2 separate regions of the Homo sapiens genome follow, and region 1 is linked to region 2. A link is an interaction called in ENCODE POLR2A ChIA-PET data of the cell type or tissue named here. Cell type or tissue: HCT116. All regions are shown on one strand. Links, peaks and the distances in the headings refer to the core of each region. The heading gives the core; the rest is flanking DNA. Region 1 overlaps CD300A (CD300a molecule). Region 2 holds the start of GPR142 (G protein-coupled receptor 142).

Evidence for each region. ChIA-PET counts read pairs that join two places held together with the same protein. Peaks named below come from ENCODE experiments on the same cell type or tissue, not always from the same donor. Only the 100,000 strongest peaks of a DNase experiment are listed, where the experiment ranks them.
Region 1: POLR2A ChIA-PET joins it to region 2 with 5 read pairs; 5 of 35 experiments call an interaction of 5 or more read pairs at or near these places.

What each region holds. Positions count from the first base shown.
Region 1 is chr17:74,474,922-74,480,290 of GRCh38, forward strand. It overlaps CD300A (CD300a molecule), which reads left to right. Exons shown (of 7, transcript NM_007261.4): 4 at 2,515-2,609. Among named protein-coding and RNA genes, the nearest start is that of CD300A, 11 kb to the left of the region's middle. RefSeq lists enhancers at 4,015-4,094, 4,105-4,154. In HCT116, for the core only: no CTCF peak of the experiment used is centred there; no DNase peak of the experiment used is centred there; H3K27me3 peaks cover 1,319 bases.
Region 2 is chr17:74,366,251-74,371,619 of GRCh38, forward strand. GPR142 (G protein-coupled receptor 142) reads left to right here and starts at 1,256. Exons shown (of 4, transcript NM_001331076.1): 1 at 1,256-1,544; 2 at 3,218-3,384; 3 at 4,271-4,429. The coding sequence starts at 3,291. RefSeq lists an enhancer at 1,870-2,858. In HCT116, for the core only: a CTCF peak has its summit at 2,181 (motif pointing right); a DNase peak (open chromatin) is centred at 2,201.

The DNA.
Region 1 (5,369 bases), core at 159-5,158, 110 kb after region 2:
CTGGTAACATCCTACGAGGCCCGTGTTAGATGCTTCACATGAGTATTCTCACTTGCCTTTCACTGCAGCCCTGTACTGTTGTCATTCCGTGTATTAGTCTGTTTTCGCACCGTTGATAAAGACATACCCGAGACTGGATAAATTATAATGAGAAAGAGGTTTTAATGTACTCACAGTTCCACATGGCTGAGGAGGCCTCACAATCAAGGCAGAAGGCAAAAGGCATGTCTTACATGGCAGCAGGCAAGACAGAGAATGAGAACCAAGCAAAAGGGGTTTCCTCTTATAAAGCCATCAGACCTCGTGAGACTTATTCACTACCACAAGAACAGTATGGAGCAAACCACCCCCATGATTCAGTTATCTCCCACTGGGTCCCTCCCACAACACGTGGGAATTATATGGGAGCTACAATTCAAGATGAGATTTGGGTGGGGACCCAGCCAACCCACATCAATCCCCATTTTACAGATGAGTAAACTGAGACTCAGCGAGGTGAAGCAATTTGCCCAGTCAAGTAGCTACAAGAGGCTAAGGCTAAGCTTCCAATTCTGGTTTATGTGACTCCAGAGCCTTGAGTTCTCCTCTCTAAATAGTGGTTCTTAACCTTTTTCGGGTTCACCAACCCCACATAGAATCTGACATCTATGGACACTCTCCCCAGAAAAACACATGCAGTCACAAACCTTTTCTGGGATTCACGGACTCCCTATTCTAGCACAAAACCCCACAATTCCATCCTGGCACTATCCACCCAGAGTTAGTGCAGACCCCACAGGTGAAGAGCTTCCACATCTAAATCAGATCCCACAAGACCGCCCTGATTTAGATGCCAGTCGAACTTTGGGGATCCCCAGGCCACCACACTTCTGACCAACTGGATGCAAATTTGGGGGTTCCCAGGACCCCCCCAGGTTCAATAATTTGTTAGACTCAGAACTCTGGAAAGCATTATACTTACAATTACAGTTTTATCATAAGGATAAAGGATAAAGATTAGGACCAGCCAATGCAGAGACACATAGGACAAGGCTTGGGAGGATTCCCAAACAGTTTCTGTGCCCTCTCCAGGTGGAATCAGGGAGCATCACCTGCACCCTCCCTGCGGCACCTCAATATATTTATCAACCAGGAAGCTCCTCCAAGCTTTGGTGTCCAGAGTTTTTATTGGGGTTTCATTACATAGGCATGATGTGATTGAACTGTCTCCACCTCCAGTCCCTCTTTGGGAGGTTGGGCTGGCTCAGGGCTCCAAATCTCTAATTACGTAGTTGGTCTTTCTGGTGACCAGCCCCATCCTATTGTCTCATCTCTTACCAAAGTCCAGGTGTGATTCATGAACAACAAAGACACTCCTAATTTTTGGGACATTCCAAGGATTTAGAGCCTCCCTCCTAAGAGCTAGGGACAAAGGCCAGCCAGATTCTTTACTGGACAACATCCATAAACCCCTCCACAGGCTTCTGCCAACATATAAGACAAGGCAAAATTCAGGCTTGAACATGCCACTTCCAGAAGTTTAGCCTGTAGATACACATAGGTGGCAGCGCTGAGTTCTGTGGGGCCTGAAGGTTGTGCAGTTTGCGGGGTGGGTTGGTGGGTGGGTAATCTAAGAAAAAGATGAGAAAATTATGAATGCAAACGTAGGCATGAAGGAAAGGGCCCAAGCAATGGAGGGACCTGAAGCTGGGCTGCATCAGCCTCCTGGTCAATCTGCTGCTGCGTGGTCAGGTGTGAAAAGGTGGAGCTGCAAGGCGATTTATAAGCAACGTTTACCATTGCAAAGGACTGGGGAAATGCCCATTCAGTGGGAACATTTAAATAAATCACAGTCTATCCATGTGTTGGAATACCCTGCAGCTATAGGAAAGAGTGAGGGACTTCTTTATGTACTGACGTGGAAAGACCTCTAAGATGTATTGCTAAGTAAAACCAGAATAGTGTTAGACGAGGCCTCCTTTGTGTGAAAGAGAAAGGAGATCCCGTACATTCGTATTTGCTTGTATACACATAAAGAAACTCTGGAAGGTTCTTAAGAACAGCACGTGTGTGTATGTGGGGAAATTGGGGAATGTGTAAATGGGGGGTGTGTAGAAAGGGGGCTTTATACTGTCTATTTTTTTTAATTGACCTTATCTATCTACTTAAAAAGTTAGAGAAGGAGACCAGGTATATTGGCTCATGCCTGTCATCCCAGCATTTTGGGAGGCTGAGGCAGGAGGGTGGCTTGAGCTCAGGAGTCTGAGACCATCCTGGGCAATATAGCAAGATTGAGTCTCTACGAAAAATTTAAAAATTAGCCGTGGTGGCCTGTGCCTGTAGCTGGAGGCTGAGGCAGGAGGATCACTTGAGCCCAGGGGTTCAAGGCTGCAGTGAGCCATGATCACCACTGCACTCCAGCCTGGGTAACAGAGCCAGATCCTGTCTCAAAAAATAAAAATAAAAAATAAAAATAAAAAAGTAAGTTGGAGAAGGCAAGTTGGCCCCGCCCTTACCATCCTGTGCCTCCTCCAGGCTCCCGCTGCTCCTCTCCCTGCTGGCATTGTTGCTGCTTCTGTTGGTGGGGGCCTCCCTGCTAGCCTGGAGGATGTTTCAGAAATGGATCAAAGGTGAGTTGGCTCCCCACACCCCTCTGCCCCACCTGGGGTGGTCAGACCCTGACCACAGACGCTCATCTTCAAAGCTATGTCCACGTCCCACAGTATTGCTATGACATGTGACACCCAGACCACACATCCTAGGTGATCCTACAGGGCAGGTCCCATGGGAGGCATCCTTGTGCGTGGTGGTTACAGGCTGTGAGAGGTGGCTCCCAAGCAGGAGGCTTTCCCACTTCCAGGCCAAGGGTGGTTGCCCCATGAAGCAATGACCCTCTTCTGTTTAAAACCCTGGCATGGTGTGCTGGGTGCAGTGGTGTGCATCTGTAGTTCCAGCTACTCAGGAGGCTGAGATGGGAGGATTGCTTGATCCCAGGAATTCAAGACCAGCCTGCGCAACACAACAAGGCTCCCGTGTCTATAAGATAAAATAAACCCTTGCATGGTCTCCCCCACCATAAAAAGTCCAGGTATCTACAGGAGTCACTGCCCTCCACGATCTGGCTCTACCCACCTCCCTCTCCCCATCCGCGCACCCTGGAAACCAACTTCTTGTATCTCCTTTAATGACAGCCTCAACCTCAGCCTCTCCTCTCCTTCTGGGTTTGCTCTGGGCTGGAGGGCCTCCCCTGCCCCCTCTCCCCAGCTCACTCCCAGTGGACTCCAACAGTGGTCCTCAGACTTTCTTTTCTCTGGGACCTTTTCTTTGACTCCAAAGAGTGGCTTGGGGCCCCTCCTGGCTATACCTCTGCTGTCACAGCCTTTTGGGAACCAGACTGTCATTGCTGGTGTCCTCATCTGCCTTCCCACAGGCATGTGCTTCAAGGAGGTACAGAACCAATATTTGTCAAATTAATGTGTTATTCAGTATCTCCAGCTGCAACGGGCACCCCAGGGGCCTCCAGGCAATCTCTAGTCCAGCTGCCCTCCTCTGAGCTCAGATTAAAAGAGAGAACAGGAACTCTTGGCACTCAGTAAGTAGATGCTCAATAAATAGCTGATAGGCAAATTGAATAAGCACAGGAACAGAGGAACAAGTGGAGGTGTGGCCACCAGTCCTCTAGATTGCAGATCCCTGGCCGAGGTCAAGTGTAAGCCTGAAGCTTCCTCCCTGTTCGGAGAGTTGAAGATTCCACAGGCAGAAGATTCTCAGGGGAATCTTTGTCCAAAGCCTTCCAAGACTGCAGTGAGACTGGGGTGGGAAGAGATGGGGTTATCCTGTCCCATAGCTGCAGGATAAGCTGCTGCATGCTTGGTGGGGGGCACTGCTCACACATATCCCCAGTGCCTCCTGTGGCGCCCAGGCTTTTGGCGGAGAAATCAGCCTCAGTAGATCTGTGCAGGGTGTATGGGAAGAAAACCACTTCCTCTTTCCCATCTGCTTTGTGTGTGTCATTTTCTGGTAATCCCATCCTAAACTTCAGCACCCACGTGGATGCCACTGGGTTGTCTCAGTTCTGAGCCCCTTTCGGTTTCCTTTGTGCCCTTTCACCCAGAAAGTCTCTGGCTCCTCAAAGAGCCTCCTCCCCCCTTGAAAAGGATGTATGTGATTATTGTAGGAAGTTTGAAAAATGAGCAAAAGCACAAAGAAGGAAATAAATCCCCCATCATCGATGATAACTAAAAACCCCACCACCTAGAGAAAACCAGCCACTGGCCCCTGAGGTATATCCTTCCAGTCTTTTTTTCTATGCCTATGTAAATGCATCTATGATTTCTTTTTTTTTCTCTTTTTTGAGACAGAGTCTCACTCTGTCACCCAGGCTGGCGTGCAGTGGCATGATCTTGGCTCACTCCAGCCTCGACCCCCCACTGCCCGGGGCTCCAGTGATCCTCCTGCCTTAGCCTCCCAAATAGCTGGGACTACAGGTGCTCACCACCACGTCTGGCTAATGGTTAAATTTTTTTTTTTAAGAGATGGGGTTTCACTATGTTGCCCAGCCTGGTCTTGAACTCCTGAGCTCAAGCCCAGAGTGCTGGGATTACAGATGTGAGCCACCACACCCAGTCATGCATCTGCGATGTCTTAACAAATTGGCCTCATACCACTCATTCTCTTTTAAACCTACATTTTTGCACTTAACATATGGTACCATGTTCCCAGCTAGTAAATGTTCTAAAAATCACAGACGCAGAGTTTACTGGTGTCTTAAGCTTCCTGTAACCCATCCTCAGTAACAAGATAAAGGCTTTCTATTCAAACATTTTTGACTCTCTGTCCCCTGCTTTGCAAGTCCGTGCCCCATCCCCTGACTGTGTGGCTGGGGCTGACTTCCCCTTGCCCTGCCTGGAGCCTGACACCTGCCTCATCACACCTACTCCCCACTCTTTCCCCCAGCCCACATTTGTCGTTCATTCATTCGTACAACAAAGCTGTCCTGAGCACCTACTGTGTGCCAGGCCTGTGCTGGGCCCTGGGGACAACATTGTGACTGGGGTAGACTGGGTCTTACCTTCAGTGAGCTTCCCCTACCGCTGGCTCCCCCAAACCTTCTCACTACCACCCTCCTTCCCGGGCGTTGAACTCCTGTCTCTTCCCCACCAGCTCTTTTTCTCCTTCCCATCAGAACACTTGTCCCAGGTGGGGACAGGGAGGGCAGTGTGGTGCCTGCGCACAGCACTTGGAAGCAGGGCACTTCGCACCCCAGAGTACCCGGCTGCGCACTCCATTAGGTCAGCTGTGGCTCAGCAAGCCCGTCACTATACGTGGTCTTGTGTCTCCCAACCGTGGGCTCCTCCCCTTTAATTCTGGGGGAGGAGCCCACAGATCCC
Region 2 (5,369 bases), core at 315-5,314:
GGGTGGATCACTTGAGGTCAGGAGTTCAAGCCCAGCCCGGGCAACATGGTAAAACCCCGTCTCTACTAAAACTACAAATATTAGCCAAGCTTGGTGGCTGGTGACTGTAATCCCAGCTACTTGGGAGGCTGAGGCAGGAAAATCGCTTGAACCCGGGAAGCAGAGGTTGCAGTGAGCTGAGATTGCACCCCTGCACTCCAGCCTGGGCAACAGGGTGAGACTCTGTCTCAAACAAACAAAAACTTAAATAAGAAGGAATCCTTGGCCAGGTGTGGTGGCTCACATCTGTAATCCCAGCACTCTGGGAGGCCGAGGCAGGTGGATTGCATGAGCCCAGGAGCTCGAGACCAGCCTAGGCAACATGGCGAAACACCGTCTCTACAAAAAATACGAAAATTAGCTGGGCGTGTTGGTGCTTGCCTGTAATGCCAGCTATTTGGGAGGCTGAGATGGGAGGATCACTTGAGCCTGGGAGTTCGAGGCTGCAGTGAGCTATGATCACACCACTGTACCACAGCCTGGGTGACAGAGTGAGACCCTGTCTTGAGGGGTAGGGAGGCAGAAGGAAAAAAAAGAGAGAGAGAGACCCTGGTGCTCAGGCCTGGTGGCTCTGGCTGGACTGATCAGGGCTGAAGACTTCAGAGACCAAAAAGGTCAAGGTGTGGCCGGGTGCGGTGGCTCACACCTGTGATCCCAGCATTTTTGGGAGACCCAGGTGGGCATATCACCTGAGGCCAGGAGCTCAGGACCAGCCTGGCTAACACGGTGAAACCCCGTCTCTACTAAAAATACAAAAATTAGCCAGGCATGGTGGCAGGCACCTGTAATCCCAGCTACTTGGGAGGCTGAGGCAGGAGAATCACTGGAACCCAGGAGGCAGAGGTTGCAGTGAGCCGAGATAGCACCATTGCACTCCAGCCTGGGTGACAGAGCGAGACTCTGTCTCAAAAAGAAAAGAAAAAAAAAGTCAAGGTGTGCGGCTGGGTCTTCATAACATCTTTCACCTTGCCCAGGCTGGCTCAGAGGTGACTGCCTTAGTGGATAGGATCCCTTCCACCGTGGGCTAGCAGCCTACCCTGGTCACTGACACCACACCATGTAGGAAAGAATCGCCACCACCAAGAAGGGGCCTCTCACCTCTGTATAGGCTGTGTGCTGGCTGATGACGTGGTTGCCCTGTCCTGTCTGCTGCTGCCACTGAGCTGGACATCTCCAGGCTCCATCTCTTGAACCATGGATCCCAGCGTTGTTAGCAATGAGTATTATGATGTTGCCCATGGAGCAAAAGATCCAGTGGGTCCCCACTTCCCTGCAGGACATCACTGCTGTCCTGGGTACAGAAGCATATACTGAGGAAGACAAATCAATGGTGTCCCATGCACAGAAAAGCCAGCATTCTTGTCTCAGCCATTCCAGGTGGCTGAGGTCTCCACAGGTCACAGGGGGAAGCTGGGACCTCCGAATAAGGCCATCCAAGGACTCCAGCAGTTTCCGCCAGGTGAATCCAGCTGCCTCCCAGAACAGGCCTTCTATGGGGTGGGATGGTAAGTTGCTGGAAGGACGTGCATGGGGCATCATTGTAGCAAACTCAGTCCCCCTCCTCCATCTCTCCCTCTCCTCGCTCTGAATCCAGGGAGCTCTAGTTTTCTGTGTAGCCTGTGTGACAGCCTTGGTTGAAACCCTTGTGTTCCGTCTGAAGAATATTTAAGGTTTCCAGTCAAGTGTACATCCCTCAAAGAAACAAAGTGGGCTTGGCATGGTGACTCACACCTGTAATCCCAGCTCTTTGAGAGGCCAAGGCAGAAGGACCACTTGAAGCCTGGAGTTCCAGACCAGCCTCGGCAACACAGCGAGGCCCCAAACTCTCTCTATATCTATACATAAAATTTAAAAAACAAAGTGTAGGGACAGGGTGGGCACTCGGTAAATGTTGGCAGGGACCCTCCTTGCCCCTCACCCATGGCAGCTCCTTGAAGAGAGGGTCAGCCTCCTCTCACCCCTAGCCTCCTGCTGCAAGGAGGTGGTGGCCTGGGGCGTCATCTGTGCTACTTGCACTTTCTGGGGCTGGGGTCCCAGCACTCCACCAGAGGACCTGCCCTGAGCGGGCAGCTCCGTCTCCAGTCCCACTGTGCCACCCAGGGTGCCTAGCCAAACCATGGGACTTTCAGGCTTGCAGGGTCAGGATGTGGCCACCAGGGGGCAGCAGGGCCTGCGCTGTGAGTATCCGAGGGGGGGTTGGGATGGGGAGTTCCAGGCTCTGATGTGAGATCTAACTCCCAGAGCTGGGAAGCTCCCTATATTTCCTGCCATATTTTCTGCTGCATTCCCAGAGGACAGGCCATGGGAGGTGATTCCAGGGGGGCCTGAGCTCTCCTCCCGAGACCGTCCACGGGGCATCCATGTCCCGGGTACCTGCTTGTGGGCTGCTCTGGTCACTCTTCCTCTAGGGCAGGAGAGCCAGTCTGGCCTCTTCTGAGTGCACACCAGCAACGGCTGTTGTTTATTTGCCAGGGATTGATATTCTTGAGGGATGGTCCATTTCACCAGGGCCAGGGAAACAACAGCTTGCAGGACTGTGGTTTCCCAGCACCGGCTGCAGGCAGCCTCGTCCGGCTGCTCCCAGAGGATGCCCCACCCTGTGCACGGCTGCCTGCCATCCTGCCCCTGGGGGTAGCCTCCACCTCCCCCACCATGGCCACTGCAGGACTGACCCTGTGCACCTGGTCCCCTGAGCCTCTTGGGATCATAGCCCTGTCTGTGGCAGCCTTACCACTCCTACCTGGCACGACTTCCCCAACTCCTCACAGAGGTGCCCTACTCTCTTCCCTTTCAGTCTGGATGCTCATAGAGTCAGCACCCTGAGTCCTTCTGCCTGTCCCCAAAGTCCTCAGCCCCAGGTTTGACCCCAGCTGAACACAGGCCAGCTCACAGAGTGCCCCGGGGCACGAGGCAGCCCCCCAGAACCCCCATCCTGCCATCCTGCCTCTTCTCCTCACTTCCTGCTCCCCCAGGCATAGACATACCTGTGAACCCCATGCCACCCTCAGCTCGTCTCTCCTGAAGCTGAAGCCCCTGCCCAGCCCGACCCCTTCCCCTGCCTGTGCGCCTTAGAGCACCCTGGTTTGCTCCACCAGCATCTACTCTAGCTCTTTCCCCGGTGCCTCCGCCCACCAGTTCCTTCCTCCTCCTTCCCCCGCCCCGCCCCCTGCACTAACAGGCTCAGTGTCTGCGTAAGGATCCTGGGGCAAACAACCACTTGGAGAGCCAAGGGGTGAGAGGTACAGCTGGCGATGCTGACAGGGAGCTGCGGGGACCCTCAGAAAAAGCCACAGGTGACCCAGGACTCAGGGCCCCAGAGCATGGGGCTTGAGGGACGAGAGACAGGTAAGGCATCTTGAAGTGGGGTGTGCTGGGGGCAATAAGGTGGAAAGGCAGGAGGGAACAGGAGGCAGGTTAGGGACCTAGAGGGTGGAGTAGGGGCCAAAGCTGAGAGTGAGTGAGCAGTGAGCCCCCCGGCCTCAGCAGGAAACGAAAAGCTGGAGTTCAGCCTGAAAGAGACGCGCAGTGTGGCTTCAGGGGAACAGGGGCCAGAGTGGACGGTGCTTATCCTAGACCAGCCACCTTACCCCTGTGGACTGAGTTTCCCCATCTGTGGACTTGGGCCATTCCAGCTTTAGTGGTGCTCACCTTTGAAGAGGGTATCTTTAGTTTAGAAAAGAGGGGGCCCTACCAACAGCCTCTCCTTAGAGGGGGACAGCTGTTGAGTGGAGCTGTGCAGACCTGGGGCCTCCACTGTGGACCTCCTAGAGAGGTCCCTGTGTGTGGCTGGCATCACCCGGGTCGGAATCACCCAGGTTGCTGATTACAAGCACGGCTGCTGCAACCCCGCTTCAGACCCTCTGGCCCGGAGGCGGCCCAGGAGCCTGCACCTCGACAAGTGCCCCCTGTTTCAGAGCCCCTGCTAGGCCGGGTGAGGGCCCATGGGGAGGACCCATGGGGAGCAATGGTCTCTATGGCAGCAGGCCGTGCTGCCAGGGACTTCCCATCAGTGGGGGAGCCGGGCCACTGAGGGAGTGGGGTGACATGGGGTGGGGGTGAGGGTGGTCTTGGCAAGAATTCTCACAGCAACAGACAGTGCACTCAGCTGGGTCTGACTAGAGGGTCTGCACAGAGCAGGGTGACTAGAAAGACCCCAGGTCAGGGCGGGGCTGCGCCCAGCCAGGTTAGAAATAGACCAGAGGCTCTGACTCTGCCCATCCGCACCTTCTAGCTGGCCAGCCACGAGTGACCCTGCTGCCCACGCCCCACGTCAGCGGGCTGAGCCAGGAGTTTGAAAGCCACTGGCCAGAGATCGCAGAGAGGTCCCCGTGTGTGGCTGGCGTCATCCCTGTCATCTACTACAGTGTCCTGCTGGGCTTGGGGCTGCCTGGTGAGTGGGGAGCTGGGGTCTGGGGACTTGGGCTTGGCCAGAAATGGGGATCCTCCTTCAATGGGTGCCAGTCCTCTGTGTTTGACCCCTGAGGCCCTGGATCATAGACCCCTGGTCTTTCCTTGCCATTGTCAGGGTGTTCTGGGTCACTGGAGGGGAATACAAGTAAGGGGCTAGGATTGGGGGTGCTCACAGCTAAACCCAAGTTTTCCCCAGCAGTGAGCGCACTCTTAGGATAACAAAATTCACATAGGAACTGGCTCAGCTCAGTACAAAGCTCCCCGTGCTGCCCATGCCTTCAGAGAGCAGAGCTTGGGGCAGAGGTGGGTGTGTGGATATGGGAAGGACGGGTGGTCTCGGCCCTGGGGATTTCCCCAAGTCTGATAGCTAAACCCATGCCTGTGTCTAGGGACGCCTCCATTCTGGAGGACACAGAAAACCTAAAAAGGACTTGGAGGACAATGCCATAGGACAGGTAGCTTTTTTTTTTTTTTTGAGATGGAGTCTCACTCTGTCACCCAGGCTGGAGTGCAGTGGCATGATCTCGGCTCATTGCAGCCTCCACTTCCCAGGTTCAAGCAATTCTCCTGCCTCAGCCTCCCAAGTAGCTGGGATTACAGGCATGCACCACCGTGCCTGGCTAATTTGTATATTTTTTTAACAGAGACGGGGTTTCTCCATGTTGGTCAGGCTGGTCTTGAACTCCTGACCTCAGGTGATCTGCTCGCCTTGGCCTCCCAAAGTGCTGGATTACAGGCGTGAGCCACCACACCTGGCCAGGACAGGTGGCTGCTGAGGACCCTTCCATGTGCACTTACCTGTGCATAACCGGGGTACAGCCAGTGGCCTGCAGTGGATGGACAGGGCAGAGCTGGCCTGGGTGGCCTTCTGGGCAAAGTGGGGTTTCAGAAGGATCTGGAAGGAGAAAAAAGAGAAGCCA